2 separate regions of the Homo sapiens genome follow, and region 1 is linked to region 2. A link is a loop called in an ENCODE intact Hi-C map of the cell type or tissue named here. Cell type or tissue: heart left ventricle. All regions are shown on one strand. Links, peaks and the distances in the headings refer to the core of each region. The heading gives the core; the rest is flanking DNA.

Region 1 (16,600 bases), core at 4,772-12,771, 550 kb before region 2:
TACAACGTCAGCAAGAGAAGGCTCTGAAAAAAGCCAGCAGTGGAGGAGAGGCAGCTACTGCAGGGCCCTGGCTGGGGAGGTGGGTGCTTTAGATAGGTGGTTAAGGGTGGCCTGTGTCTAAGCTAAGTAGTGAGCGTGAGCACAATTCATCCATTGGGTGAGCTGAGAAATGGGCTTCCCAGGCAGGGGAAGAGCAAGCACAGAGCCCTGGGAGCTAGAAAGGGCCGACTGTGTCCCCGGCGGGGAAGGATGGGCCAGCGTGACAGCTGCGGAGGAGAGGGGGTGTGACCCATGGCAAAGAAGAAGAAGGCAGGTGGCAGCTTCCTCAGAGTCTGCTCAGCCATGGTGATAAGCTCGAGTGGATTTTATTTTAAGAGTGTGGGGAAGTAACTGAGGTGTTTTAAGGAGGGGGGATGTGGGAAGAATAAACAGCAGAGGGACAATTAAGAAATATTTTGAGGCCAGGCAAGGTGGCTCACGCCTGTAATCCCAGCACTTTAAGAGGCCGAGGCGGGAGGATTGCTTGAGGCCAGGAGTTCGAAACCAGCCTGGGTGAGGTAGAGAGACCTTGTCTCTACACAAACAAATTAAAAAAAAAATTAGCCAGACGTGGTGGTGCATGCTACTCAGGAGGCTGAGGTGAGAGGATCGCTTGAGCCCAGGAGGTTGAGGCTGCCATGAGCTGTGATCATGCCACCACTGCACTCCAGCCTGGGCAACAGAGCAAGAACCCATCTCAAAAAGAAATGCTGTAGAGGTAGAACCATGGGGATTTTTTAATTGTTTCAATATGAGGCTTAAAGGAAAGGGAGAAATCAGGGATGCCTCCTGCATTCTTGGGTTGAACTAGCGAAATAGCGGTGGCAGGACAACTAAGACAAGAGCCCATTGAAGTTCGCTGTAAACATGTTAAATCTGCAATACCTGCTAGGCAGTTGGGGAGATGAGGCCATTAGACTTGAAATCCAGGAAGTCGTTAGAATCTTGATAAGAACAGTTTCAGCAGAATGCAAGTGAGGAAGTAGAAGCAGTGAATGTGGATGACATTTTGAGGAATTCTGCCATGAAGAAGAATACACGGAAGGGGAGGAGGTGAAGGGGATTTTTTTAAAAGCAATTTAAAAGTTTACTGGAATGTCTCATACATATCAAAGAGGATCCAGTGTGAAACCCATGGTAAGATTTCTTAACATTTTTTCCATTGTCATGTATTTCCACTTTTTATTTGGAAAGGTTGAAAGTTATAGAAAAGTTGAAAGAATCATACAGTTAAGGCCCATGGACTCTTTATCCAGATTTTTTCTCTAGCTCTCTCTCTGAAGACAGGAGCAATGGGAACTTGTGTGTTGCTGGAGGTAATGACCCAGGAGAAAGGGAGAGCTTGAGGAAGGAGGGAAGAGAGGAGATTCGAGGGGAGCAGAGTGCTTGAGAAGGCAACAGGTGGCATTCTTCAGTATAAAGGAGGGCCCCACCTTGGATAGGAGCAGGACGCTGCCGTTGTAACAGGAGGGAAGACGTGGGAAGGTGAATGTGTTTCTGGTAGCGTCCCCCATGAGAATTGAGGGGTTAAGGGACTTATGTGGGGGAGAAGAAAAGAATTAAACAGCTGTGTTAGAGAGGGGAAATGATATTACAGGACTGCTGGGCAGGGTTGAGTGCCCATCTGAGATTTGTGGTAGTGGGATTAGAGTGAACCAATAAGTTTTGTTGTGTGGACTTTCTTCAGCAATATTCAGTGACCTGGATAGGCAGGGACAGGGTGATTGGTTGTATTTAACCAGGACTGGGGCTTATCCAGGGGACAGTTCGATGGAGGGACAGCAATGGGGTGGCTGTGGTGAGGGACCAGAGAAGCACACCTGGGTCCAAAGGGGCAGAAACACGGGGCAGGGGGGTGGGACCACCTCTGGGAACATAGGGAGCTCAGAGGTTTGGCCTCACTGAAGCATGACACCCCATTCCATGGGGAATACCAGGGCCAGGGATTTAGAGGAAGCAAGGATATGGTGGACAGTTAGGGGCCATTTGAAGTTGAGAGGTCAGAAGTGGTGCAGTCCTTGTCACGTATAGAGTCCAGGATGTACCCTTGGGCATGGATTACCAAGGTTGATGGGACAAAGGTGGTTCACAGTGAGCAGGACAGACACCAGCACAGAGGGCACTGAGTGGGTCATCCTTAGGGACTTCGATGTCATCATGTGTAGTGGCAGGAGCAGAGTTGGGCAGGAACACAGTGGGCCACAGTATTCAAGGAGCAGGGTGAATGATAGGTGGTCGGAAGGTGGCTGTGAGAGAATGGAGGTTGGGAGGAAGCGGGTTTGGGGCTTGAATCACTCTAGGGCATGTGCACCAGAAGGGGTGAGAATCAGGGCTGGCCTGGGAGGTTGGGACTTCTAGGACTGAAGTGTGATGTTATTATCCCTCCTGGCCTCTGCAAGGAACAGGGACAATCACTTTGGACTACTGCGCTGCATGTCTCGCTTCCAGGTACTTGTGAGCAGTAACTGCGGTGATGAGGTGCACGTGTGCTGGAGTCAGAATGTGCTGGCTTCTCTATCACTTTCTAGACGTGTGGACCTGGGCATGGCATTTTACCCCAGTGGCTGCATTTCCTCTTCTGTAAAGTGGCACTCATGACGTTGTTTCATTAAATGAGATGTCTTAGTCCATTTTGCATTGCTGTAAAGGAATACCTGAGGCTGGGTAATTTATAAAGAAAAGAGGTTTATTTGGCTCATGGCTCTGCAGGCCATACAGGGGGCACAGCACCAGCATCTGCTTCTGGGGAGGCCTCAAGAAGCTTAAGATTATGGCAGAAGGTGAAGGGGGAGCAGGCATGTCACATGGCAAACAAGGGAGCAAGAGAGCCAGGAGGGAGCCACGTACTTTTTAACGACCAGATCTCATATGAACTCAGAGCGAGAACTCACTCATCACCAAGGGGATGGCCCAAGCCGTGCATGAGGGAATCCACCCCCATGATCCAATCACTTCCCATAGGCCCCACCTCCAACACTGAGAATTCCACCTCAACATGAGATTTGGAGGGGACGAACATTCAAACCATGTCATGAGGTAAGATGGAAAGCACTTTGCTCTCTGCCTCGAGCATATATGGGATCACTAGATATTAAATATTATGATTATTATACGAATAATATTTTTGGAACATTAAGTCACTCTGTTTTCATCCTTGGTAATCCTTTGATCCAAGCCATCCTGTTGTTCCTATGATGAAGCCCTCCATGGCTACCTCAGGCCTGGGGTCTCCACAGTGTAGATAGACTGTGCCTGCCTCAGTAAAGCAGAGGCTTGGAGCCTGGGGAGGCAGGAGAATATGCTTTAGAGCAGCGCTCCCCAATATTTTTGGTACCAGGCACTGGTTTCGTGGAAGACAATTTTTCCATGGACCAGGGGTTGAGGGTATGGTTTCAGGATGAAACTGTTCCACCTCAGATCATCAGGGATTAGATTTTCATAAGGAGTATGCAACCTAGATCCTTTGCATGCACAGTTCACACTAGAGTTTGTGCTCCTATGAGAATCTAATGCTGCTGCTGATCTGACAAGAGGTGGAGTTCAGGCAGTAATGCTCCCTTGCCTGCTACTCACCTCCTGCTGTGCGGCCTGGTTCCTAACAGGCTGCAGACTGTTACCAGTCTGTGGCTCAGGGGCTGGGGACCTCTGCTTAGAGGAAGTTCCTTCCAGAGGGGATGAGGAAGCTGAAAGTCTGCCCCTTCATGTCCAGAAGCACATGAGAAAGAGAAGAGAGGGAAGTGGAGCAGGATGGTGGTTGGCCTATCTTTCCTGACCATGCCCTTTGGGCCAAGGCTGTGGAGTGGGAGGTGCATTGTTTGTGTTGAGATAAAAGATGATACAGAGAAGCTTTGCTGTGCTCCTGGTGGGAACCCTGGAGAAGTCTATAGTCGAGGGTGACCATGCACCAACAAGGGGGGAGAGTGCAGCAGCCACTGAGGGAGGGGCTGTAGGATAAGGTGGAGTTCATGGTCCCGGGTGCACCAATTCACACACTTCACTGGAACACACCTCGCTGCAGAGAAAGCGTGTGACCCAGAGCAGGCACTTATTTCTTGGCGAGCTAGTTGTTATGTACGGGCTGAACTGTGTCCCTGCAAAATCCACGGGTAGAAGCCTTAACCCTCAGCCTCACAGAATGTGAGTGCATTTGGGGATAAGGCCTTAAAAAAAGGTGATTAAACTAAAAGAAGGACTTTAGGGTGGGTCTTAATCCCATCTGACCCATGACTTGGAAGAGGAAGAAATTGGGACACACAGGGCGACCAGGATGTGAGCAAGAGGGGTGGCCACGTGGGGACATGGAGAAGGTGGCTGTCTGAGCCATTGGCACACCAAGGAGAGAGGCTGTATTAGTCTGTTTTTATGCTGCTGATAAAGATATACCCAAGACTGGGAAGAAATTGGTTTAGGCTGGGTGTGGTGGATCCCAGTAATTGTGCCTGTAATCCCAGCACTTTGGGAGGCCAAGGAAGGTGGATCACTTGAGGTCAGCAGTTCAAGACCAGCCTGGAGGACATGGTGAAACACCATCTCTGCTAAAAATACAACAACAGCAAAAAAATTAGCCATGCATGGTGGTGCATGCCTATAATCCCAGCTACTCAACAGGCTGATGCAGGAGAATCTCTTGAACCTGGGAGGTGGAAGCTGCAGTGAGCCAAGATCACACCACTGCACTCCAGCCTGGGCGACAGAGACTCCATCTCAAAAAAAAAAAAAAAAGTGTTTAATGAACTTACAGTTCCACTTGGCTGGGGTGGCTTCAGAATCATGGCGGAAGGCAAGGAGGAGCAAGTCACATCTTACATGGATGGCAGCAGGCAGAGAGAGCTTGTGCAGCAAAACTCCCATTTTTAAACCTATCAGATCTCATGAGACTTATTCACTATCATGAGAACAGCATGGGAAAGACCTGCCCCTATGGAACTGGGTTCCTTCCATGACACGTGAGAATTGTGGGAGTTACAATTCAAGATGAGATCTGGGTGGGGACACAGCCCAACCATATCAGAGGCCTTGGAAGGAACCAACCCTGCCAACACCTTGATGTTGGATGTGAACTGTGAGGACGTAAATAAATCTCTGTTGTTTTAGGCCACCTAGCTTGTGATATTTGTTACAGGAGCCCTAGCAAACTAGCACACTAGGCTAGACAATGCTGCCGGGGACTGACATCTGCTCATGTGCACTTATGCCTTTGACTGTGGGCTGAAATGAGCCAGTGCCCCAGGTCTGCTGGCCAACATTGGTTCACAAGCCACCTCCTCCAGGAAGCCTTCCTTTATCCATCCAGGAAGAATATGGGGTCTCTTTCTCTGACTCTTGAACCCTTGTGCAGATTTCCATGAGGGCATCTTGCATCTGCCACTGCTTTTATAAATGGCTCTGACTCAGGTACTATTCAGCAGCTCCTCAAAGGGGACCAGAAGCATGTCTCTCCCATGGGTGTACTCTCTGAGTGCTGCACAGAGCCACCTGCACTTCTTGGCCCTTTTGCCTGCTGTACTACAGCTTCCCCATGGGGCTTATTGTCTTCCTGAGTTGCTTAGGATTTACTTCCTGGTTTTACCTGTCTTCTCCCACTGGCATGTGAGCCATGTGTGGCTGAGACATTTGGTCCATTTTGTCCCTGCTGCAGCTCCAGTGCCTAGGACAGGGCCTGGGACCTGGTAGTCACTCTATGCATTTTTGTTAATGAATAAATAAATGGGAAATAAAGGTGCAAATATCTCTGCTGCTGATGGGGATTCTGCTCTCCCAGAGGGAAGGTCTTGCTGTTTGGATGTGCCAGTTATTCTCTCTATAAGATCCACACTCAGCATTTTTCCTTGCCTCTATGTTCCCCAAATAAGGTGATTTTTGGCTTTTGCAATGAGTGTTTCTGAACGCTTCATGGTAATACTGTTCTGGAAGGCTGAGCAAGGGTTTGCTAGCCTGAAACTTAGTTTCACAGCCAGCAAGATACGATCTTCTGGCTTTTCTGCCTTTGCCAAGCTCTACTTAAATCTGGTGGCATGTCTAGTTGCAAGCTTAGTTAGTATTATGTTCCCCAGTTAAGGAGTGGGCTGTGTTGGTTCTCCCATGCTGTGCCAAGGATGGGATGGGCAGAGCCCCGCTGGAGGCAGGCCTTGCATCAACTCTCCACCGGTCCACACCTGGCCCACAGTGGGCTTGCAGCACACGTGCCTGTTGAATGAATAACAATGGGTTCCAGTTCTGCTGTCCTTTCTGCTGTTTCTCTCTCAGTAGATAGAAGTTTCTCTCAAACCCTTTTCAGAGTTGATATCATTCCCACATGGGATGAGGAGTCGAGAAGGGGTAATTTAGAGAAAAATAACCCAAGGAAGTGAGTAGTCTCTCCTACCTGGTCTCTAGCCCCCTCAGTGTGCAGGGAGAGGCTGTGGAGTGGGCAGGGCACTGGCCTCGATGCCCTCGGAGTGAGCCCTGCTGCCCCACAGACAAGCTGAGTACCCTTGGGCACATTACTTCACCTCTCTGAGCTTCTTTCCTAATCTGTCAGGAAAGGATAACATCTACCCTGAAGCCGAGCTGTGCAGCTACAGTGGCAGAGGCATAGTAGATGCTCAGTAAATGTTGGTGTCCTTCTTCTTCCTGGAGGGATCATTCCAATCCAGAACTTAGGGGCTCGGGACAAGGCTGAAAATCTTGGATGAGTGGATTGACTACTGGTTTTTGGCTATTTTCATGCTCTCATCTAAAAATCATTCATTTAATCAATAGTCACGGTGCATGTCTCTCAGGCAGTCTGGAAGTCATCTTTTCTAGGTAAATACCAAGACAGGTCAGAGCCTGAGAACAAGAAATGAGTGTTCAATGCTGGCCTAAAAGTGTCTGGGGAGATTTGCTGGATGTTGAAACTTTCAGCTCTCAAAGCTTCTGACATGCTGCTGTTTTTTGAAGGTAATTTTTCTCGATGACTAGTTGTGCATTTCCCTCCATTAGTTAGGGGCCTCCCTTTTCCCTCCCACATTGAGAAGGGCAGTCAGTCACATCTGTGGAAAGGTGCCAGGTCAGGCCAAGGGGCTGAGAGCTGCCTGGGTCCAAAGCTAGAATTGCAGCGGCTGGTGATGGCCAGGTTCCCTTTCCAGCTGGCTCAATTCCTTTTCTTTTTCTTAGAGGATTTTAAGAAACTGTGTTCATTTGTTCATTTATTCATTCAATGAACTCTTACTACTTACATCAACAGCATGCACACATGAAGACAATGCTTTAAGTGTTATTGTCAACTCCAAACATATTCCCCGGGTAGTCAGAGAAGGGAACACTAAATGGTGATGGGGTAGGGAAAGGTTTCAAAGAGTGGGGTGATGTTGGATATAGGCCTTGACGGTTGAACGGGAGTTTGCCCGAGGGCGATGTTCATCCCAGTCAGAGAGAATGGAGGAATAATGGATAATGGAGGAATTAATTGCAAGGATTCAAAGATGTTACCTATCTCAGCGTTTAGAGATGTTGATGTTTACTGTGTAACAGTTGATGACTGGTGAAGTTTTTGCCTGTGTGTAGGAGTGTTGGTGTGTAGGTATGTTTCTGTGTTTGGGGGAAGGATGTGTGTGTGTGTGTGTGTGTGTGTGTGTGTGTCGGGGGGTGGGATTAGGACGGGATGGATGGACATGTTGGTAGAATTCAGCATGAAAAGGCTTGATGTACCTGAATATCACTAGACCTTTGAGAAGATAAGGGTCCTCCACTGAGACATGAAACAACTGGGTGGCTGGCGAAAAGCTGTCACAATAGCAAAGGGTTCTTCAGAACTTCAGTGGTAGCCTGTCACCTGTCACCTTGCACCGGTTTGAGACTCTTTGAAATCTGGTGCCTGCCTATGCAGCTCCATCGTCTTTCTTCCTTCTGTGGCCCCTCCAGGACAGCTAAATGCTAGGTTGAGGTCAACAAGGAGTAAAACCTACCCTAGGCTTTGAAGTAGTTTGTAATCTTGTCAGATGAAACAGGAGGCGGGGAGGATGTCATGCACTGGGCGTTTCCGGAGAGCCATCTGCAATCGCAGCCACCACTCTCGGTTTGCATTGACTTTTTCCTATTTTGTTGGGTTCAGACAGGCATAGTACAAAAACACAAGTTACTTCTCAAGCCATATTCAGCCATTCACTCAGCCAGCATTTATGTTCCAGGAACTATTCCAGCCTCTGTGAATGAGTTCAGAACAAGGAATGGTTATTCAATGGCAACAAATTCGTCCATTCTTACCCTTGGTGAAATTAATCACCTCCCTGAACCTCAGTTTCCCATCTGTAAGATGGGCATAGCAACTCTTTCCTAACCAGAAGGTACCTGTGGAAGCCTCTGGCTCAGCAGGTGAGAAGTGTGTTTGTGTTCCTCTCCCCGACGCCCTCCCTCAGTACTTGCTTCCCAAGACATTGCTTTCCTTTGTTGGGTCAGAGGTGGGGTGTCGTTCCCCTTGCCACCAGCAGATGGTGCCCAACAATCCCCTGCAGGGAACCGAGGCTGCCCGCCTCCCCCAGTCTCCCCACCATCCAGCTCCCTTCCGCCCCTTCTCTGGGACACGTCAGTCATTCCAGGTCCCAGGCAGAAAGTTACACAAAACACTTTGTGTCTGTCAGCAGATTCCTGGAAGGTCACGCTGAATGATGAATGCTCCTGGGTAGGATTGGAGGGCTCTTTTTTCTTTCTTTTTTTTTTTTTTTTCCTTTTCTTTCTTTCTTTTTTTTTGTCTCCCATGAATTGCATCACTGGGCAGCCTCTTGGCTGTATTCAGCCGACTCCTGCGGTTTTTAGACCTTTCCCAATTGTTCGGTGTCTGCTTCCTCTCCAGGACCCTTCTGGCCAAGGCAGGATATTCAGGGTTGGCTGTGGCCAGGGAGCTGGCCATTGTCTAGCACATTCCATACACACACCCTGCCCAGCCCATCCTCCACTCCCAGAGCCTGGACAGACTGTGGTCCTTGGGACAGAGACCTGGTGCATTGCTGTGACCCCAGGTGACAATCTCGCTGCCCTGATTTCCAAATAAGGGGAGCCTGGCCTGGCAGAGAAATGAGCCTAATTTCCAAAGTTGAATTTCCGCCAGGATCAGAGCCTTTATATATCCTGGTCTTCGGTGTCCCCCTTCTTCCTGACCACATATAGACTGCTTATGATATTTTTTAACTTTGCCAGCTCTTTACCCAAATTGAGTAGCCATTTTGCTTTTGTAGATATCCTGAGTTGGCTCCAATTTAACATCCTGACCCATCATCCTGGTGTTAGGTATTAGGACCATGGTCCTGATATTTTGCTTGAGGAAAATGAGCCATACCACTCAGAGGTGTGGCATATGTGGCATGTGAAAGCACCTTTCTCCTCCATCAGTGGCCTTACTGATGCAGGGCAGTGGGAGTGAGTGTATGTACACAGAGCAATACAAATGAACCCTGCTCTCAAAGTCTGCGCAAAGGGGAGTGAGAAGACAGAGCAGGTGTAGTCCCTGGAGTGAGCCCTGCTGCAGAATAGATGGAAGGGGTGGGTCCAGGAACCCCGAAATGGAAGCAGCAGTGGCTCTGCTCCCCATCACCCCGAGCAATCACGTGGGGATTTGTGTCTGTCTCTGCAATTTTAGGCTCTGAGGATCTAAAGCTCTTGGTGCCCGGAGGGGAAATAATTATTAATACCATCAGGGAATACAGTAAAGAGCCCACTAAACGTAAAGCTGCAGTTGCTGCCCGGTCATTTTGGGTTCATGTGCCAATAGATCACTGGGCAAGGAAAGGAGTTACTACCTCGGTAGGAGTAATGAACCCAGCCAGGTATGGTAGCTCATGCCTGCAATCCTAGCACTTTGGGAGGCCGAGGCAGGTGGATCACCTGAGGTCAGGAGTTTGAGACCAGCCTGGCCAACATAGTGAAACCTCGTCTCTACTAAAAAGTTAGCTGGGCGTGGTGGTGGGTACCTGTATTCCCAGCTACTCGGGAGGCTGAGGCAGGAGAATTGCTTGAACCTGGGAGATGGAGGTTGCAGTGAGCCAAGATTGCGCCATTGCATTCCAGCCTGGGTGACAGAGTAAGACTCTGTCTCAAAAAGAAAGAAAGAAACAAACAAAAAAGAGTAATGAACCGTGCTCATCACGAGGAAACAGTGAGCTGCTGCTTTCATAATGCTTCACAGTGGGGGCAGGAGGAAATGTGTTGGGCATCAGGTGATCCCTTGGGCACCCCCGGCACTCCCACACTCAATTCTAAGAGGAAATGGAAAGGTTCCGCAGCTATGGCCTAATAAGAACAAGAAACCCGGGGGCTAGACCCTCCCTGCACCCCGCTGCCCCAGGTGAAGATCTGGGTACCATCTCCCTCAGGAAAATCCACATAGCTCAGCAGACCTCCCAGCTGCTGGGGAGGGAAATGTTGTATCGCTGGTGGAAAAGGGAAATGGTGAGTTTCGGAGACAAACTTGGGACCCACTCAGCAGTGGAGGCGGCAGTTCATCCTAACATCCTTGCTCTTTTATGTTTCTCCAGAAATTGTGATCAACCAGAATCCAGAACACGCTGTGCTTAATGGAGTGAACTGCCTGTGAAGCGCAGGTGTGAGGGGCGGATGATAAGTGACAGTGCCGGTGCCCCCAGCGCCCTTTTACCTGATGGCTCACCCGGCCTACAGCTGCGCCCTTCCCTTTGAATCGTCTTGGGTAACGGGTGCTGCTTTGGAAATGCCTGGAAGGTCATGTCCTTTGTCTGGGGATGGCTTCCAGCTGTGGTTGACTGATAGCAGGGGGCACAGAAGGCCAGACACAACTTGCCTCAGGTGGGCCGACTCTGAGGGTTTGTTCGGCCTCCACGTGGACTTCAGCTGAGCCTGCATCTTTGCTTGGCTTTTCCCACTGGCCTATTCTGCTTCCCTCTCCTTAAGGGTTCTCCCAGGAGAACTCCCTTAATAAATCACTTGCACAAGGATCCCTGTCTTAGCCTTTGCTTCTAGAAAACCTGACCTAAGATAAATAGGTCGTGGGAACACGAGAGAAAGAGATACTTATTTTATCTGAGGGGTCAGAAGAGTCTTCCCAGGGCAAGTCTTGAAGCTCTGTGTAGGAGTCTGACTGTGCAAAAGGGTGTCCCAAGCAGAGGCGATGGCATAAGTAAGGTACAATCGTCGTGCCTCCTGCCTGAGAATAGCCAGCTGTTTCGTTTGGCTGGAGTGCTGAGCAAATAGGGTGGAGTGGGCTGTGAGTGGCAGGAGAAGCAGATGGGCATGACTATGTGAACATCCAGAGGAGGAGACTGGGCTTTAAGCTTAGATCTCAAATACTTCTGCATTCAATTCTTCTCTGGCTCTGTGGCAATTGACTCAGACCCCAGAGACCACCACTAAGGAAATAAGTTCCTATTAAGTTGGAATAGGAAAAACACCCTATGTCATATTCCAAGTCAATGGCAGAAGTAGGATATGTCTTAGTCCATTTGGGCTGCTGTAACAAAGTACCATAGACAGGGTGGTTTCAACAAAAGTGCACTTCTCACAGTTCTAGAGGATGAAAGTCTGAGATCAAAGCGCCAGCACAGTTGGGTTCTGATGAGGGCCCTCTTCTGGGTTGTGGACTGCTGACTTCTCATTGTTACTCACGTGGAGAAAAGAGAGTGAATTAGTTCTCTGGCCACTTATAATGGCATGATATGCTTTGGCTGTGTCTCCACCCAAATCTTATCTTGAATTGTAGCTTTCGTAATTCCCACGTGTTGTGGGAGGGACCTGGTGGGAGATACCTGAATCGAATCGTTGGGGGAGTTTCCCCAATACTGTTCTTGTAGTGAATGAGTCTTATGAGATCTGATGGTTTTATAATGGGTTTCCCCTTTCACTTAGCTCTCATTCTCTCTTAACTGCTGCCATGTAAGACACGCTTTTCACCTTCTGCTATGATTGTGAGGCCTCCCAAGCCACGTGGAGCTGTGAGTACATTAAACCTCTTTTTCTTTATAAATTACCCTGTCTGGGGTATGACTTTACCAGCAGCATGAAAATGGGCTAATACCGTGCACTAATCCCTTTCATGAAGTTTCCACCCTCATGACCTAATTACATCCCAAAGGCTCCACTTCTAAATACTATCACATTGGGGATTATATTTTAACATATCAATTTTGAATTAATACAACACTTAGTCCATAACAGGACATAAAACTCAAGCCCCCAAATTCTAGCCCAGGGATTTATCCTTTATTCATTGTTCATAATAAAATTCTAAAAATACTAATATCATATTTTTAACCTACTCCTAAGCTGTGGAGATGGAGATATTTTGATTCCTCTCTTCTTAAGATTTTTAAATGCTTCTTTCTTCCCAATAATTACTGACAAGAGTAATTCAGATTCATGTCATATTTATTTAGCCTTACTGTGTGTCAGCTGCCTTCATGTACATTAACTCATTTGATTCTTCCAACTTCCCAGTGAAGCAAGCAGTCTTATTCCCACATTATAGATAACAGAATGGAGTCACAGGTTAAATAATGTACCCAAAGGAGAAACCCAGGATTTTTCCACTTTACTACTAGAGTACATTTTTCCTTATATAATTTAGTTCTTGTTGCATAACAAACTGCCCCCAAAATGTTGTGAATTAAAACAACAACAATGTATTTATTTTATAATTTGTGTGTTGCCAGTTTGGGGTTGGGGTCAGCTGGGTGGTTTTCTGCTCATCTAGCTGTGATCATTCTTGTGTCTGTGTTCAGCTGCTGGTTGGCTAGGCAGCTCTGTTAGTCAGCTTAGGGCTGGGGCAGTGAGGGAACTCGGCCATATATCTGTCATCGTCCAGCAGATCAGCCCAGGCTCTTTCACACAGGGGTTGGTAGGAGGATTCCAAAAGCAGCAAGTTAAGACAAGCTCCCACAGGTAAGTGCCATCAAACCTTTGTTTGCATTACAACTGCTCACAATCCACTGGCCAAAACAAGTCAAGAGGCCAAGCTCAGTGTGGTGTGCCACTGCCCAAGTGCCCAAGGGCATGGATATGGGGAAGTAAATAATATGTGGCAAAATTTTCAGTCTACCACATTGTTTTCAAAAAGTGTTTTCTTAATTGTAAAAGTATGTTTGTGTGTATTCATGTATATAAATGTTAGTTTTGAAAATTTGGAAAATACAGAAAAATATAAAGAAGGAAAACAAATTACCCGTAACACACCAGAGACAATCACTGTTAGTGGCTTATTTCCTTATCTGTTTTATGAGCATTTTAGTGAGTGTATGACTGTGTGTATATATGTTTCAGTAATATTTTCTTTTAAAACAGTGGTATTAGAGTCTGTCTTTTTGATTGACTATATTTTGAACATTTCCACATGTCATTCAAATAATTCTTGAAAATATGGTACTTTTTAATACTCTATCATTTCTCCCCACCATATTTTATTTAACCCTACCCTGCCTTTTTACTTATATTTTTGCCATTTAGGTTGGTTTCATTTTTCTTTCTTTCTCTTTCTTTCTTTTTCTTTCTTTCTTTCGATTATAACAAATAACATTATAGTGAATATTCCGGAATAAAAATTTTTCTCCACATTTCTGATGATTTTCCTAGGACAGATTCCCAGAAGTCAATTACAGGATCAAAGGAGATAACATTAGTAGGGCTTTTGATATGTATTGCTAAATTGCTTTCCTGGAATTTACTCTCCCACAGCACCGAGGGAAAGGGCCTACATTATGGTACTCTCAAGGGCACTAAGTATTATCTTAAAAAAATAAAGATCAATTAGGTAAAAAGCAGTACCTTTATTTAATTTGTGTTTCTGGTTGCCAGTAAGGATAAACATTTTAGAAATACTTCTTGACCGTTTATCCTTCTGCAAATGTTCTCTTCCTCAGACAAAGGACATATATTTTAAGTTGATTTGTATGATGACCCTGTGTTGAAGTCATTGACATGTTATCCTATACATTAGAAATGTTTTCCCCTTTAGGTTGTCATTGGCCTTATAATTTTGTTTGGGGATTTTTTTCGACACATAGGAATTTAGCATTTTCTATTGTCAAATGTATTTTTTAATTTTTTGTTTTGTAACATTCATTACTTTTATGCTTACAATTTCATTCTTGACCCATCTCTTAAATAATGTAAAACATAATGGCTCTGCCACTGAGAACAAGGTTTGGAAAGGCTGTCTTTGAAACCAGAGTTGACAGGTGGAGCTGATTCTCTATTGTGATGTTTTCTCCCAGCTGGGCCTGGGTAAATGCCTTCAGGATCCTGTTTACTGGGCACGAGGCTGATCAGCATGGGCCTGTGGAGCCTTGGAGTTTAGCTCTAAGCGCATCAAGGAAACTGCGCCACTTTCGTACCCATGGCTTTTCTTCTTAGTGGACCTTTCCTCCTGTCATCCAGACCCTGAGGTGGGTGGAGACTCTTCTTTCTGTATTTTACAATCTGATTTGAGTCGTCACCAGGAACCCCAAAGGCCCATGACCCATAGTGGTCTGTGTCTTTCCAAGTTGTGAATTAGAATCCCAGTGGCTATGAGGCTGTCGGGTGACAAGGAGCTACTTTGTAGTGAGTGATCAAGGCTATCTTCGTGTGGCACCTGCTTTGTAGTGACTCCTGTAACACTACTTGCAAAGTAGTAAAACTTTATTTTTCGATGAAGCTTGCTCCTGAAAGAGAACCAAAATCTTGCACCAATGATGAAAACAACTGGTGCCTGAGGTTCGCTTTTGCGTTGATGGAGACCTGAGTTTGATTTCTTAGCTGAAGCTAAGAGGGAATATGATTACAGTGGAAAAGGCAAGGATTCAGAGCTGCTTGGAACTGGGTTCAAATTGCTTCTCTGCTACTTGCTGTGTGGCTTTTGACAAGTCATTGAATCTCCCTGAGTTTCTACTTCCTAATCATTAGGAGAGACCCCAGTCCTGCTGTCCCTTTCCTGGAAAACTGGTATGTCTGGAATGAGGCAACGCAGGCCAAGTTGTTGACACACACGAGGCTCTGAGTGAATGGCAGATAGCATTTTTATCTAGAAAAAGAAAAGCAACCTAAGTAAGAAAGTGATGGAATTAGGGATTGTGGCAATTTGTGAAAATTTCAGGAATAATGTTTTGGAATGTCAGGGATCTGTTACTGAGATTTTCCAGAAACATGAAGTGATGGGTTAGCAATGAGGGAAAAACACAAGCACCGCACACCTTGCAGAAGCATTGATTTTGATATTAAAACTCACAGTAACACACAATGGAGTAGGCTGCAGATCCACATGAACTATAGGGTAAAACAAGGCTTTGTGAAATTGCTCACCAGTGGAAGGTCTCTTTGGCACTTAAATTGCCGGGTGCTCTGAATTCTCCTTTTACTGTTAGGGCTGCTTTTGGGGAGATGTTTGAGAAGCTGTGGATAATGTGAGGTGCTTCCCCAAAGGGGAGAGGGAACCTGCTGGGCAGCCACACTGACATTGCTCAGAAGGGGATGGTTTCCTCCTGAGGTGGGATTTCCCCTCTCCAGCTCGGCTGTGGCACAGCGTCTCTACAAACTCCTGGTAGTTCTCATGGGTGCTGTTCTCAGAGTATTTCTTGTTCTTCCAGGCACTCGGTAAAATTGCAACTTCCTACTCCCTTGAAATTAGGTACATGTGACCTGTCATGGACTGTAGCGTGTGGACAGAAGCCTCAAAAACTAGTGTTTGATGGGCCATTTTGCTTTCTGTAATCTCAGCCATTGCAGAGACAAGGATTAGAGCCTCCCTCAGCCTGGGTCCCTGAAGAAGGAGGCTCTGTCGGTTATGATGACGTGTAGCACAAGTGAGCAATAAACCTTTCTTGTCTGAAGTCTTGGGCATTTGGGATTGTTTCTCATTATATCAGCAAAACCCACCTTATTCTGACTGATAGACTTGAGAGCAGTTACCAAAAAATCAATGGCTTTATTTTGTCCACCTGGCCTACACAGTAGTGATTCACAGCTGACACTCAGATCGGCTTTACATTTCTTTTTTTTTGAGATGGAATTTTGCTCTTGCTGACCGGACTGGAGTACAATGGCACAATCTTGGCTCACTGCAACCTCCGTCTCCCAGGTTTGAGTGATTCTCCTGCCTTAGCCTCCTAAGTAGCTGGGATTACAGGCACCTGCCGCCACCAGACCTGGCTAATTTTTGTATTTTTAGTAGAGACTTGGGGTAGGGGGGGATTTCACCATGTTGGCCAGGTTGGTCTCAAACTCCTGACCTCAGGTGATCCTCCTGCCTCGACCTCCAAAATTGCTGGGATTACAGGCATAAGCCACTGTGCCCGGCCTCAGATCTGTTTTACTTTAGAGACTTATGAGCATGTCATGTGCCTGGCCAAGAAGATCCAGGTATGAGGGTGGCTGGGCTGTAACACTCCCTCCATACCTGCTCCAGGATACCAGGCTCCAGCCCTGATGCAGCTGATCAGGCTGAAGAGGAGAAAGAAAGGCAAGGACAAGCGTTGGCCCAGGACCTGCCATGTGGCAAGGGATCTGCTCCATGCTTTCTCTACATTACTTCTAATGATCACAGCAATCTATGAGGTGATTATTGTTCTCACTCCTCTTTTATAGATGGGAAAATGGTTTCTTGGAG
Region 2 (16,600 bases), core at 5,570-13,569:
ATATTTGGGCAGGAACACGGATGCAAACCATATCATCTCTCGTCTCCAACTTACATGAAAACCATTTTTTTTTCCAGATTAGGTGTGCTCCAGATTACCTGAAGAATTTCAAAGTGTGTCCATGGTTTCCCAAGGCAGAGGCGTATGTTTTTACATAGAGGGCTTCAGTGAGTCTATAATAACAGAAAGACTGAGGAGACAGGATTTTTTTTTAAGGTTAAATGAATTAATACTGTGGAAGCCAATGGTGGCAGTGTGTAAGGAAGACAGAACTGTGCAAAGTCAGTAATCAAACATGATTAAATCATGCTGCTGCAGACAACTGTTCCCCAGAGTTAGAAAACCAAGCTAAAAATATGACTTCGTAACATTCTGCACCTCCGGTGCACTCATTGCACAGTCTATAGCTGCAGATAAAATTCTACCACGACAAACTTAAGGGTGGTAAAAACGACACCCCCTGCCATTTCATGTTGTGCAGTTGCAGGTTAAGGCTTAGCATAGACCAGAACAAAAAAGAGCCATATGCAGATTCTTCATACACGGAGTCCCTTCTTTGCCCCTCTCTCACATAGATCATAAGGGGAAATGAAAATAGCCTGGTATATAAGATTAACTTCTCTGGGTCCAATTTTTAAAATCTGCCAATGTATAAGCTAGCCTATTGCTCCTCAGAACTTAGCTTTCTCTTCTGTTAAGTCAAACTGATAATATATATCTCTCATGCATTAGGATTAAGTGAAAATATTACCTATGAAGTCTGTAGAAAACTTCCTCTCACATGAAATCTGCTCGGAAATGGTCTGGTTTCTTCCTTGTCTCATGACATTACTGTATTTGTTCAACATTCAGGGAGAGAGCAGAATGCAAATGCATAGGTCTTGAAGTCAGAAGATTGCTTGACAAAATGACCATAGGAAAGACTTCAAGCCTTTCTGGGTTTAGAGTTCTTCATCTGTACAATGGAAATGATGTTCCCTATGCTTTTTCGGCTTGTATTTCATTTAAGTTTAAATGGGAGAGCTGGAAAATGTTCATACTATAAAGCAGTATACCAATGGTTGGTAAGGAAAGGGCTTTCAGTTGGGAGCATGCTACATCTCAGAATCATCTCTACATTAATAGCATAAAATTCAAATCCTCTAATATGAAAGATGAGAAGTTCTAGGAGAGAATCGGGTATGGTAGCAGGCATGTATTTTTACTGAAAATAGTTACTTTCCCAGGTAATACTGAAATTTCCTTCTCAGTGAGAACTATCTCAGTGAACAAAGATATATTTGTGAAATATAAACAACGGTGCTATCACTAATTTCAAGTCTTCTGCATATATTATTTGGTAAATTATAAAGTAGAAGTTATTGTCCCTATATTTAAGATAAAAATATTTTTAAAGCTATGCAACTATTTTAAGAGAAGATGAATTGATATCATGGAACTTGAATTCAGAACCAGGCTTGTCTCACTGGACCCATCCTAACTCTGTGTCCCTTAGAGCATCTTATAGTCCATTAACTGATCTCAAAGGCCAAAGGCTCAGGGTGGAGGCTCAAGTTTTACTCCACAGACAATATAGACCTATTTCTTTGATCATAACGTTATGAGTAACAGAGCAATAATGAAATATTAAAGGAAACTTAAGGAGATCAGGGCATAACCTAAAACTTGTGAGATCAGTGTCTAAAAACTGCCCTAGAAACACATCAGTAGTATTCTGTAGGATTGTATATGGGTGGGAGATGCATTATATAAATTACATAAATCATGAAATATAACTTAAAATTAATTATTTACCAATTTAAATACCACTCTTAGTAAGCAATAGAAAAATTAAAATCAAAGATAAACTATAAGAATCATCTCATGGAGAAACTCACAAATGAATACTCTGGAAAGTCATCACAGATGGCCATAAAGAATTCTACCCCTCCTTGGACATACATCTTACTGTTCTTATCAAGGGTGGAGTCAGTTTCCTCTTTTCTCGAGTCTTGACTGGCTGATGACTTGTTGTAACTAATATAAAAATGGCAGAAATGACCATGTGGTCTTCCAGGCTTAGCCTTTTAGAGTTATGGAAGATGGTTCTTTTGCCTTCTTGACAACCAGCTGTCTTGCAAAGAAAATCCAAGCCATCCTGCAGAAGAGAGGTTACGTGAAGAAAGCTGTGAGGATGAGAAACCATAAGGGGAGAGGGTTCACATGGACAATAGAGATGCCCTAGCTGACAGTTAGCCCCAAAGCCCCAGACAGCTGAGAGAAACCAGCCACCAAATGAATGCAAAACCACTTGAATGGCCATAGCAGATGCCACTGTGTGCTATGTTGTAAATGTTTGTGTTTCCCTCAAAATTCATATATTAAAACCTAATCCCTAACATGATCGTATAAAGATGTGAGGTCTTTGGAAGGTGATTAGGCCAAATGAGATTCATGCTGTTATAAAATAAGTCTCTGAGCTGTCTTGCCCCTTTCACCATGTGAGGACACAGTATGAAGGCGCCATCTGTGAAGCAGAGGGGGAGCCCTCACTAGACACCAAATCTACTGGTACTATGATCTTGGACTTCCCAGCCTCTAGTGTTCTAAGAAATAAATTTCTGGTATTATAAGTTACCCAGTTTAAAATGTTTTGTTATAGCAGCCTGAAAAGATCAAGACACTGTATGGAACACAAGAGCCACATAATCAATCTACACCATGATCAGAAAAAGTAAATTATTGCTGTTTTAAACTATGGAGTTTTGGGGTAGTTTGTTATATAGAAAAAGTGACTAAAGTTAAACCTGCAATCAAGGTGTCACTGTTGTGCTGTGAGGTGGGATAAGCTAGCATGCGTGTGTACGTGTCTGGCTGATGGGAGGCAGATGTCTGCAGACTTTCCCTGATGCCGTTCTATAGAGTCTCCTGGTACCGTTGATGAATACATAACTGATCTGTTCCACAAATGGCTACAATTTGTTTATGATGTGTCTTGAGAATGTTCTGATTAGCCTTGTCTCTGATGTTTGCAAAAGTTGTAAATGAAAGCTAACTGTAGTTCACTCCATAGGGTTTCTGATTAAAGTTATACAGGAATCAGCTCCCTCAAAGTCCATCACATGTTTAGATCCCATTGAATTCTATGCTTATCCCCTAGATCAAAATTACTGCATAGACACTTGGAGGAAATGCTTCACTCATTCCTTAACAAAACTGATGTGAGGCAATCAAGCCACTGAAGGGAACACAGAGCAGGTCATGCAAGAGGATTCAATTCTATATGAAATATTGGGCTGAGGAATAAATGAAATTTCAAACCCAGACTCAATGGTCTACCCTTAGTGTCACCTTCTATGTGGAGAGGAGAGTACCAAGAAAACATGTAGAATTAGCTTCCCTACTTCAGACTTCTCAAGTAAACCAGTTGCGTGTATTATTAATAATTTTCTTTTATATTTTTTTAATTTCTTCTAAAAAAATGGAATACATGTGCAGAATGTGCAGGTTTGTTACATAGGTATACGTGTGCCATGGTGGTTTGCTGGACCTATTGACCCAGGCTCTAAGTTCCTTCTCCTCACCTCCAACCCCCAACAGGCCCTGGTATGTGTTGTTCCCCTCTCTGTGTCCATGTATTCTCATTGTTCAACTCCCAATTATGAGTGAGAACATGCAGTGTTTGGTTTTCTATTCCTGTATTAGTTTGCTGAGGATGATGGCTTCCAGCTTCATCTGTGTCCCTGCAAAGTACATGATCTCATTCCTTTCTATGGCTGCATAGATTTCCACGGTGTATATGTACCACATTTTCTTTATCCAGTCTATCATTGACCGGCATTTGGGTTGAGTCCATGTCTTTGCTATTGTAAATAGTGCTGCAATAAACATATGTGTGCATGTATCTTTAGAGTAGAATGATTTATATTTCTTTGGGTATATACGCAGTAATAGGACTGCTAGGTCAAATGGTATTTCTGATTCTAGATCCTTGAGGAATCGCCACACTGTCTTCCGGAATGATTGAACTAATTTACATTCCCACCAACAGCGTGTGAAAGTGTTCCTATTTCTCCACAGCCTCACTAGCGTCTATTGTTTCCTGACTTTTTAATAATCGCCATTCTGACTGGCATGAGATGGTGTCACATTGTGGTTTTGATTTGCATTTCTCTGATGATCAATGATGTTGAGCTTTTTCTCATGTTTGTTGGGCACGTAAATGTCTTCTTTTGAGAAGTGTTTGTTCATATCCTTTGCCCACTTTTTGTTGGGGTTGTTTGCTTTTTCCTGTAAAATTGTTTGTCTTGTAAATTCTGGATATTGGACCTTTGTCAGATGGGTAGATTGCAAAAAACATATGGAGTACTTCACGAATTTGTGTGTCATCCTTGCACAGGGGCCAAGCTAATCTCTGTATCATTCCAATTTTAGTGTATGTGCTGCCAAAGTGAGCACTTATTAATAATTTTCTATTGCTGTGTAACAAATTTCCATAAACTTAGTGCCTTGAAACAATGTAAGTTTGTTATCTCCTAGTTTCCATGTGTCCAAAGCCAGTAAAGCTTAGCTAGGCCTATGATCAGGATCTCCTAAAGCTGGAATCAAGTGACTATCTGAGCTGCATTTCTTCTAGAGCTTAGAGTCTTTTTGTCCAAGTTCATATAGTTGGAAGAATTCAGTTCCTTGTGGCTGTAGGACTGAGGTTCTTGCTTCTTGGTGGCTGTCAGACAGGGCTGTTGTCAACAAGTACAGGCCACCCAGAGTTCCCAGACACCTGACCCTCTTGCAGGCCTTCTCATAACGTAGTAACTCATGTACTCAAGGCCAGGAAGAGAATCTCTCATTTCAGCTTGCTATGATGGAGTCTTATGTGACATATCATGATCATGGGAGTGGCTATCCTCAATTTGTCATATTTTATTGGTTAGAAGTAATCACAGTTTCCACCTGCACTCAGGAACCAGAAATTATGAAAGGGCATGACTTATTGGAGGTCATCTCAGAATTCTACCTACCATAATGTGTTAGGAGAGGTTGCTCCCACATTATTTTCAGATAAATACTGCAATCACAACACCAGAAGTGTGCAAAATAGCTCTCACATTCTTCTTTTTTTTTTTTTTTTGAGACTTGATCTCACCCTATTGCCCAGTCTGAGTGCAGTGGAATGATCATAGTTCACTGCAGCTTTGACCTCAGGGGTTCAAGTGATCCTTCCACCTTAGCCTCCTGAGTAGCTGGGACTACAGGCACATGCCACCATGCCCTGATAATTTTTTTTTAATGTAGAGACAGAGTCTTTTTATGTTACCCAGGCTGGTATTGAGCTCCTGTAGTCAAGTGATCCTCCCACCTCAGCCTCCCAAAATGCTTGGATTATAGGCATGAGCCACCCGCACCTGGCCTCAGGTCATTCTTGACCCCTTTATGAGAAGGCATACTCAAGGCCATTGTTGAACTAAAGGATGAAGACTAAGTTCAGTGGTAGAAAGGTGTGAGGAAGCACAAAGATTCTGCTGTAAAAATGCAAATTCAAAGGACCAGGGGCATTGGAATGAAAATTGCTACATGAAAATCTGAAGGACTTGAGTGCAGCTGAAAGAAATGTGTCTTCCTCCTTAATTGTTTTAAATATTGAGGCATCCATTGAAAAGTTTTCAGTAATTTTTTTTTCTGGGTCTTCTTAAATTAGGAAAAGTAGCTGTATGAAGATGGATCTCAATAGTGAAAGAGTATGCATTGTGATGGCTCCTGTCAACAAGAATTTTCCAGTGAAGATTGTATTTACTTGTGCAGAGGCACATTTTAACTGGGCACCCACATTATGCTAGGCAATTTCATGTAAAGAATCATATTTAATCCTCACTGTGAGATGATGCTATTTTCACTTTCAGTTACAGAAAACAAGGCCCAGAGAAACAAACAATGTCCTCCATCTGGATTGTGCCTGCTGTAGGAACAGGAAGTAGGCTCTGCTCATGTCTGGGTATCCACTGCTTTCAGATCACAGACAATCAGTCACTGCTCCTCACACAGCTGCTAAGTGGTGTGATCAGGACTGAAACCCCAGTGCCTCTGACTTCAAAGCCTATGCTGCTCCACTGCACCACAGCATCCATTTCATCAAAGTCAGGAATTCCCCTGTTTTATCTTGAATCTCTATCAGCTGGCCCTGGGTGGTCGTTGTTCATGTTACTCATCATCTGTGTTATCAGTAGGAATGCTTCCGGTATTACAGAAAGGGGACCATGCGTCAGAAAATGGTTACAAAGTGGCAAAAACTGACCTGACTGGGGATGTAGTCAAAGGGCAGGAACGGAGGGTGGGACAGGTCAAGGAGGTGACCAGAAAGGCACTCACCAGGGGAGCAAAATATAAAGAGGCACCAAAACACTCAGCGGTCCTGATAAATAATATTTTAGTGCAATATTTTAAAAATCAGAATTTTTGTAAAAATATCCAATGGTGAAGAAAATATCAACATTGTAAGTAAAGATGGGATCGCACCCTGCCCTTGCCAAACTCACTCACTCACTTCATCGTCGTTACCTTACAGCCCTGAGAGGAGGCAGAAGCCATAAAGAATGAGACCAGAGGAAAAAACCTCTCCTACTCCCATTTCTCCAGGTTTCTAGGAACAGGAATGAGGGAGAAGCAAGGGAATTCTTATCTGCAGAGGTCAGATTTCAGAGAAGTGACCATGATCTCTAGGAAAAGCATAGAAGCTTACCCATGGAAAGATCAGGAATCAGGAGACCTGTGTTCTGGTCTGGGCACCAGCACTAACTCACTGTGTGATTTGGGGCTAGCCCTTTTCTTTGGGCCTCAATGTACTCATTTTTAAAATGGGAGCTTTGAATTGAGTGCTTTCTGGGGTCCTTTCCAACTCAGACATTCTACAAGGCTATGGACTAGCAGATTCCAGGGAGAATACTCTGTCCTTTACTCTATGTGGAAGTGCAGAATTCCAGAGAAAACTTCAGTGGGTCAAATATGGACATCTTCTGTCTATTAGCTTTCCTTGCCTCTTTTCTCTTTCGTTTAGTGGTCAGTGGGCCACAAGAAGAGGCTAGTGGTCAGTTTCCACTGGTCCCTAGAAGTCAGGTCCCATGGAAGTTTGAAGTACTTAGCTTCTTGTAACTCTAGAACATCAGAGCTGACAGTACAACATTGGCCAGCTACGTCATAAGTCAGTTTGTACTAAAGATAATAACTACTGCAATTAGCTGGGTATGGTGGCACATACCTCTAGTCTTAGCTACTTGAGAGGCTGAGGTGAGAGGATTACCCGATCCTGGGAGGTCAAGGCTGCAGGGAGCCATGATCTTGCCACTGCACTACAGCCGGGGTGATAGAGTGAGACCCTGTGTCAAAAAAATCAATCAAACAGACACACAAAGATAATAGCTGCTGTGTATGGATATGTAATTATGTAATAATAGCTGAGAGGCTGTATATAATAATGGTCTACTCCTGCACACAGCTGCTGGTATAGTGTTCTGTTTCTGCCTCTTCCCAGATGCATTGGTCAGGGGGCCGCCAAGATGCAGAGCCCACAGACTATTTCAATCATCAGAGAGAATTTAATAGGAATTATTGTTAAAGAGGTATAAAGTTGTTAATTAGGTAACTGAAAGTGTAAGAAGAAATCTCAAAGGTATCACAGAGGTAGCAACTGCAGGACACATGACAGCCCCTACGACTGAGGGAACAAAATGAGTGTGAGTTGGTTAAATCTTTGAACCTTAGTAGAGGGCCCCTTGGAACAAAAACAGAGACCTCTGAGAAGACGGCTGGCCGGCTGGTGTTGCTTTGGGGGCATACGATTGAGCTTGTCCTGCAAGTGGTGAAAAAAACTGTAAAGTGGGTTCAGCTACTGCAGCTGGAAAAAATTGCTCCTGGCAGGGAGAACAAGCATTAATGGGGGAATAGCACATGCATGGAAAGTGAGGCAAGCAACAAACAGAAAGGGCCACGTCCCTCCAGCCTTGTAGAGCATAATGGGAATCCAGTTGGCAAGGCAAAAATGTGCTTTTCTGAACCTCGTCCCCAGCTCCACAAAGCAGCGTACAGAAGGGTGGGTTTAGAGCTGAGAGTCCATAACTTAATAACTGGCACACTAGCTACTTGACCTTAAGCAAATCACCTGACCTTTCTGTGCATGCATTTACTCATCTGTGAAAAACGAATACTAATGAACTCTTCTGAATAGGGTTGTTATCAAGGTTAAATTAGTTAATATACAGAAGTGCTTAGAACAGTTTCTTCAGTGCCCAATAAGCTAGTAGGCACTTATGTTAAAATAAGTGCCCAATAACATTTACCTGTGTGTTAATTTTAATGTGTCAACTTGACTGGGCTAAGAACTGCCCAGATAGCTGGGCAGGTAAAACATTACTGCTGGGTGTGTCTGTGAGGGTATTTCCAGAAGAGGTCAGCATTTGAATCAGTAGACTGAGTGAAGAAGACCCACTCTCACCAGTGTAGGTTGGTACCAGCTAACGTGTTGAGGACCTTAACAAAACAAAAAGGCAGAAGAAAGGTCAGTTCACTGTGTGTGAGTTGGGACAGTCATCTCTTCCCATCCTCAGACTTTGGCACTTCTGGTTCTCGGCCTTCTTATCTGAACTAAATTACATCACCATCTTTCTTGGTTCTCCAGCTTGCAGATGGCAGATGGTGGGACTTCTTGGCCTTCATAATTGTGTGAACCAATTCCCATTATAAATATGACATGTCTGTGTGTATACATACATATATATAGACACATATATATAATGAATGTGTGTATTCATACGTATATACACATACACACACACATATATGTGTGTGTATGTGTGTGTGTATATATGTGTGTGTGTGTATGTATATGTATATATACACACATACATATGTGCCTTCTATTGGTTCTGTTTCTCTGGATAACCCTGAATTATGCAATCTGGTATTATTATACAAAGGAAAGAGGAAAGAGCAAATATGTCTGCCTTGCCCAAGGCATTAGATTCACATTTTCCTTACATTTTGTGGCTTAATTTCCAGAGTACTTCTCAGAAGTGAATGTCAACTTCCTGATGTTTATACTCAAGGAGAATGAGGTTTGGAGATCTGAGTAGTTTACTGAAGGCACTCACATTGAAAGATTTTATGAAGCTGAAATTCAAATCTAGATGTGCCCCATCCAAAGACCACCCTCTTTATACAGCAACATGCTGCTTCCCCTGGATCAAGAAACACAAGGTAATTATCATCTTATTGTACCACTCACTCATGAAGAGTTAAGCTAGACTTTACTGTCCTTAAGCCTCAGATAATTCACCTGTAAAATTAGAATAAAACACTTGTTTGGAACACTTGATCCAACGTTATAAAAATAGCATGATCGATCTCAATGGCAAGTCCAGCAAGATAAAATAGTAAGGGGAGAACACAAAGTCCTCTACGGTAAGGTCTGCTCTAACACAACATATGTGTTTCTATAAATTACAGCACTGCGGGAAAGTATGCCAGAAAAAACACAAGACTTATGGAAAAAATGGGGTTACAACACTAAAAAACTTGATCAATGACACACAATCACAAAGAAAGTCATCTAATAAAAACAGTAGTGGAGTTGTGCGCGTGTTAAATGGTTAAGATATACTTAGATACCAGAATAAACATGGCATTTTCCTTGCAGAAGACCTGGAGTTTGCTTGTGGAAGTGGGTGCCAGCAGGGGGCAGCTTGGGAGTCCCTGTGAAGTGGAGACTGGGGTTGATCAGAAATCAGAGAGAAAGTTCTAAAACCAGATGTGAATGGGTGTGGCTCATAACACACCCAGTGATCTGCGGTAGCCGGTAGAGGCATGGAGGTGTGTGTGTGTTTTGCATATTCCTAGGAACCCCGGGGTCAGCCGTATGCAGTTTCTAGCAGATGAAATAATTCATTGCAAAGATATATTTACATTGTGCTCAAACTGTTTCCTAATATACTGATTACACCGAAAGAAGTGCAGAGTTTCAAAACAAATGTTACAGCAAAACTGACTGTTTTTGGGTCCAAAAACTTAGCCAGAAAAATACACAATGAAAGAGACATGAGTTAACAGCCATGTGGGTTAGGACGTCCTCTGTGTTGGCAATTGGCAGAGTGTGGAACCAGTGTACTGGGTTAATGAAAACCGAGATTGCACTGAGAACATATATCGTATGACAACAGCAGCAATAATAATAATAAAGAAATTTACAGACAGGGATCTGGGTGAAGATTATGCTAATTAATTAAACACACAGTTAGAGAGAATCTCTTCTGTCCTAGGCAGAGCCGGCACCTTCTCCGGAGGAGAGCCTGATCTGCCGACATGACTGACCATAGAAAACATTGGCTGTATCTTAGGGATTATGGATGCCATTACCTCCACTGTGAGGAAGGTGCTATGGGGATTAGCTATGACAATTCTCCTGGACACTTCCTAGAGCAGGTCAGGGGCTGGACTGAGACCAGGGTTTAAGGCAGTTAGATCCTGACCGAAAGTATTTTCCACTGGACAATGCTGCTACTTCCCTATGTCTTCTGATGGGAGAATCTGTATCTTCATTGCTCTGGTAACTCAGTAAGTCGTCAATGCTAAGTTCTCTTTAAGTGACTAACTAGGCCAGACTCACTTGGGCAGAGTGACATTAATTAGTCACAGCATGGTCGGTGTATAGATACTTTGGACTAGAACCAACATCTGTCGAAATAATGATGTTAAAACTAAGCGTTTGTTCTGCAGAGGTTCTGCCCTCCCTCCTGCCCCTCCCCCATAGATGCATTCCCTCCATCTTTGTACGTGCAGGGCCTCATTCTTCATATCACAATGTCGGGTAATTGTTGTAGGTTCAACTGCCTGTCTCCCTCCCTAACCGAGAGTTCCCAGGGAGCAGAGACTGGGCTTTATTCATTTCAGCACCACAGGGATCTAGCGTGGGGTTTACACATAAAAGATGCTTATGATGTCAGCTCCATGAGAACAGAGACCATGTGCTCATGTCAGCCCTTGGTGTCTAAGCCAGTGTCTGGCATCAAGCAGACGTGCAGCAAATATTTGTTGGCTGAAAGCATGATCCTTAATGAAAGGTCATTTCCATTACATCAGTTAATTAAATAAAAATATATCTGTTCAAAATTATGTGGTCAATGAAAAAAAAGTCCAAGGGCTCTTTAATGATGTGGGAAAATGTTCAGAGTATAATGCTGAGTTAAAAACAAAAAACAAAACAGGCCAAACATTGTGTGGCTCACTGCTGTGATCCCAGCACTTTGGGAGGCTGAGGTGGGCAGATCACCTGAGATCAGGAGTTTGAGGCCACCCTGGCCAACATGGTGAAGCCCCGTCTCTAACTAACTAAAAATACAAAAAAAAAAAAAAAAAATTGCCAGGCATGGTGGTGTGCACCTGTAGTCCCAGCTACCTAGGAGGCTGAGACAGGAGAATCACTTGAACCTGGGAGGCGGAGGTTGCAGCGATCCGAGATTGCACCATTACACTCCAGCCTGGGCAACAACAGGGAACCTCCATCTCAAACAAACAAACAACAATAGCAACAACAAAAATAACAGGCTGAAAATATGTAGATTCAGAATGATACTCATCATGTTAAAGAAATGCCCTCTGGTTTACATGGTTGTCTCTGGGTTCTGAGATTTGGGGTGACATTTACTCTCATCATTGTACCTTTAGGTCACTTTACAGATTATTTAAAATAAGCCTGCATTACTTTAAAAATGGGGAAGAAAATGTTTTAAGAGCAAATAATTTCATCAGGTGCTTTAGTTGGTATGTTTGTTCAGTGTAATTTAAGGGATAGGATGACTTCTGGGAAGGGAACATTTCACAAAATTGTTTTCTTTGCCTTCAGAAGGCCAAATTTTCTATCAGTTTGATGATTCTGGTAATTCGCACATTAACTGGTGGCCTCCTTAGCGGGTGGTGCCCTGAGGAAGAGCATCTTTATTTCTGGGTTTCTATCACAGAGGCAAGAAGGAATCCAGGAACAGAAGGGCCTTCCAGCCTTGTTTTATATTGCTTTATTTATTTTAATTGTGTGACTTTGCTCTAAACTGTGCTGGGGGGTGGTATAAAATTAAAATACACTCACATTGACTAAATCATTGACTGGCAATAATTTCCAGAGATTTGTTTGTTTCTGTTTTTTTTTTAAACTCTGAATTCTATGTTCTATGGAAAGCATTAGTTTCATACCTTTATTTTCATTTCATTATAATGTATGCCATTTTAAAATAGAAAAGAAAAAGAAAACCATCTCTATGAATATAAATCCTATTCCTAATAATAGATATAATCACTCAACATAATAGACCAGAGGTCAGCATAATACTCACCACAGGCCAAATCTGGCCCATAGCCTGCCTTTATATGACCTATTAGCTAAGGCTAGACTATTAGCCAAGACTGTTTTTTCATGGTTTTAAATGACTGAAAACAAATTTTTTAAAAAATAAGGTTTCATGACGTGGGAATTACATGAAATTCAAATTTCAGTGTTGATAAATAAAGTTTTATTGGAACACAGCCATGCCCATTTGTTTGCATATTGTCATACAGCTGGCTTTTGCTCTGCAACAGCAGAGTGGAGTAGTTTCTGTAGACACCAAATGGTTTGCAAGCCTGGAATATGTACTTCCTGGCCCTTTGTAGAAACAATTTGCGAACTCCTGTAATAGGCCTAGGTCAGTATTACAAGGAAAGTTGGAATAACTTCAACCTATATAAAGGCGAAGCTAGATCAGACTGAGAAACAGTCAGAATTCTGAACTAGAAGAAATTGGGAAGGCATACCACTGAGTCCCATTGTGACATGGTTCAGGCCTTCATCCTCTCATCTGGAATGACCCCAGCAGCCTGGGAACCTGTTCCAGCCTCTCATCTTGACACATGTACTGTATGCCTACAGTCCAATCCACCGCTTCCTGCCACCCTCACACAACTGTGGCAAGGTTATCTTTGTAAAGGGAAACTGTGGTTGTGTTACTTTCCTGCTTACAGTCTCCAGGGCCAATGGATAGTTTATGGTAGTGGTCCTAGCTCTGTGCTTTGAGGAGTTCTGGATTCCTTGGAGGAATGTGTAAGGTACAGAGATGGTGTGGGAGGGTTCGTTGAGTAAGCAGGTTGTGGATCTTTCTCTCTGTGCCCCCATTTCAACCAGAAAAGCTCTATTTCTGCTTTATTTGTGTATTATATTTAATTTGAAGAATGGATTCTGTTGTTTAACAAAATAGCTGGAAAGCCACTAGTGGGTCAAGTTGAAGCCTCTTGTCCTGTTCCTGTGTGATCTAGTGTGATAGACACAGTGCTAACCAAACTTTGTTGTTCCCTGTCATTTCCGAGTCTCCCTTGCAGGGAATGGCGTTATTGCCAACGAACGTTGAGTAGAAGTGACTCCCATCACTTCTGGGCTGAGAGAGCTGAGAACCAGTATACTGCCTCCATTTCTCCTTTACCTTGGTAACCTTGCAGGCTACTTGTCAGGATGTTGTATCTAAGAGTTGGCAGATCATGCAACAGCCCGGGTCCCTGAATGGCCATGTAGAACATGATCTCTACCCTGACCTATTTTAGACAGTACAATTAAATAAACAAGCAGACTTTTGTAGTAGAAAATCCCTGGAATTTGGGGTTTATTTATTACTAAAGAATAGCTTTGCATCTGGCCCTTGTTTATCTGTCATTTATTACTTGGTTGGCTGATGTGTTAGGTGGTTGGTTGCTTAATTAATTTAACAACAACAACACACATATATGAAGAGTCTAGTATGTATTATGCTAAGTAGTGAGAATATAAATATCTATCAGCTGTAGCTGCCAACCTCAAGGAGTTTATAGCTGAGTGACTTTCTTTCCATTGCTCACTACGTAAGCACTATCCTGCACAGACCCTGCATCTCCATCATTCTAAACTGTGTATCCCTGAACTCACCCAAACAATTCATTCATCCGTCCCTTTGCCTAAACTGTTTCTACTGTCTATGGACTGAGAAATCTCAGAATCTGAATAACTAATAGCACAACGTGGCTAAAACACACTCTAATAGTTCCTGTTGGTAACAGACCTGTTAAATCATTATGAAAGAAAGAAAACACAGAGCCCAGCAGAGTCAACTTAGCCTAAATCAATTCAATCAGTGTGTCACATGACCCAAGGAAGAGTGAAAACTGCCATCACTCATTCTGATGCCTTCATTTTATGGTGCAAAACATCCAGATGCTAAGAAACACATCTGGAGCTTTTCTGTTTGCGATGATGGGAATGTTCTACATCTGCTCTGTCAAACCTGCCAGCAACTAGCCACATGTGACTATCGAACAATTAAAATGAGGCTAATGTGACTGAGAAACTAAATTTCTAACTTTTAATTCACTTTTAATTCGTTTCCATTTAAACAGCCACGTGTGACTAGTTGCTACCTTATTGACCAATGTAGCTCTACTAGATATTTAGATCTGTTTCTTTATTTCTTTATTTATTTTTATTTTTTGAGATGGAGTTTTGCCATTGTCGCCCAGGCTGGAGTGCAATGGTGCCATCTCGGCTTACCGCAATCTCCGCCTCCCGGGTTCAAGCGATTCTCCTGCCTCAGCCTCCCGAGTAGCTGGGATTGCAGGCATGTGCTACCACGCCCAGCTAACTTTGTATTTTTAGTAGAGACAAGGTTTCTCCATGTTGGTCAGGCTGGTCTCGAACTCCCGACCTCAGGTGATCCACCCGCCTCGGCCTCCCAAAGTGCTAGGATTACAGGTGTGAGACACCGCGCCTGGCTGATCTGTTTATTTAATTCTTTTTGTTACCATAGCCTAAATATAATAAGTTTAAAAGATACAACCATAAGCACATTTTCAAATAACACAAAAGAGGTTATCACCAGCTAAATTCTAAAACTGAATTTTCTCTACCAATACTTTTCCTTTCAACTTCTTTTGGTGCTTCACTCAATTAAAACAGCTCTGGGTTATAACCCAGGACCCTAGACCAAAATTCAAGGTGGACAGACTCAAGTGGTCCCCTCTGTCTCTAAGACCTCTGGTATCAGGGTGTTTCTCAAAACAACAGAGCAATAAATTCAGTAGTAATATTGGAAGTATTCAAATAAGCATTTTCAAAATATTTGTGCATCCTTTTAATAAAAGAAAATATATTTTTTTTATTATACTTTAAGTTTTAGGTTACATGTGCACAACGTGCAGGTTAGTTATATATGTATACATGTGCCATGTTGGTGTGCTGCACCCATTAACTCGTCATTTAACATTAGGTATATCTCCTAACGCTATCCCTCCCCACTCCCCCCACCCCACAACAGGCCCCGGTGTGTGATGTTCCCCTTCCTGTGTCCATATGTTCTCATTGTTCAATTCCCGCCTATGAGTGAGAACATGCGGTATTTGGTTTTTTGTCCTTGCAATAGTTTGCTGAGAATGATGGTTTCCAGCTTCATCCACGTCCCTACAAAGGACATGAACTCATCATTTTTTTACGGCTGCGTAGTATTCCATGCTGCATATGTGCCACATTTTCTTAATCGAGTCTATCATTGTTGGACAATAAAAGAAAATATTAAAAGCTCAATATATGGCAGGCACTATTATTCTAGGTATTTGGGATACATCAGTGAACAAATCAGAAAAAGATCCCTGACTTTCTGGAAACTACCTTTTAGTAGTCCACACAATACATATAATAAATAGGTGAATTGCATGGTATATTAGAAATAGTATTTAGAAAGAAATAGCGCAGGATAAGAAAGGGATAAACAGTGATATTTTAGCAAAGACTGACTGAAAAGATGAAAGAGTCATCAGTGAATCTGAGGGAGAAGGATTCTAGCCATAACTTCTATTTCTCTGAAAAGCGTCATACTTCAAGGCCTCACAGAAGGGCAGGCATTGGCCTGGCCAGTGTCCTGGGTGTGTCTGAACCATAGATCAGAGCATGTGTACTTGGAGGGTGTGGGCAGGAGGCAGGTGCATTAGTGAACTGAGCAGGAGGTGATCTTGGAAGTCTGGGTCCTTCTGGGCTGATGGCACTTTTATATTAAATAACTTCACCCTTTCCCCATGCGTCTCTTAGCAAAGAAGCATGGGATGTAAAGAAATGATACAGATAGGAGACAGGGAACTACTGGGTAGAAGACCGTGGTTCCCCGGCAAAGGCCCCACCCTCAAGACTAAAGACCCGCAGCCCTAAATGAGGACAGGCATTCCTGTTTTCACACCCAAAAGCTGCCTTTTGGCCAGCCATGCCTCCTATCCTGCACCCATATAAACCCCAAACCCCAGACTCCAGAAGCAGACCAGCAGGCCAACAGACCCGCAGATGAACAGTGGAATGACGGAAAGACGCAGCAGAGAAAGAGAGGAGGAACATCTGAAATGCCAAGAGGAGTTTGGCTGGGGGCAGTTAGAGAGGAATCCAGCCACTGGGTGGCTGACTCCAGGGGAAGATCACCTTCCCACTCCATCCCCACCTTCCAGCTCCCCATCCATCTTGCAGGAAAGCCACCTCCACCACTTAATAAAACCTCACATTCATCCTTCAAACCCTTGTGTGACCCAATTTTTCCAGGATGCTGGACAAGAG

Evidence for each region. A loop is a pair of places that touch in the nucleus more often than their neighbours do. Peaks named below come from ENCODE experiments on the same cell type or tissue, not always from the same donor. Only the 100,000 strongest peaks of a DNase experiment are listed, where the experiment ranks them.
Region 1: it touches region 2 in a loop (2.9-fold over the local background); 11 of 110 quality-filtered maps call a loop at or near these places.

What each region holds. Positions count from the first base shown.
Region 1 is chr2:11,855,321-11,871,920 of GRCh38, forward strand. LOC105373430 (a long non-coding RNA gene) reads left to right here. Exons shown (of 5, transcript XR_922803.3): 5 at 10,530-10,964. Among named protein-coding and RNA genes, the nearest start is that of MIR4262, 27 kb to the left of the region's middle. RefSeq lists enhancers at 5,497-5,596, 8,163-8,212, 15,535-15,604 and a silencer at 8,483-8,532. In heart left ventricle, for the core only: a CTCF peak has its summit at 8,477 (motif pointing right); DNase peaks (open chromatin) are centred at 8,521 and 8,921; H3K27ac peaks cover 1,053 bases.
Region 2 is chr2:12,407,065-12,423,664 of GRCh38, forward strand. All of the region lies in intron 4 of MIR3681HG (MIR3681 host gene), which reads left to right. It also overlaps the pseudogene RNU6-843P. Among named protein-coding and RNA genes, the nearest start is that of MIR3681, 220 kb to the left of the region's middle. RefSeq lists an enhancer at 5,802-5,851. In heart left ventricle, for the core only: a CTCF peak has its summit at 9,704 (motif pointing right); a DNase peak (open chromatin) is centred at 9,717.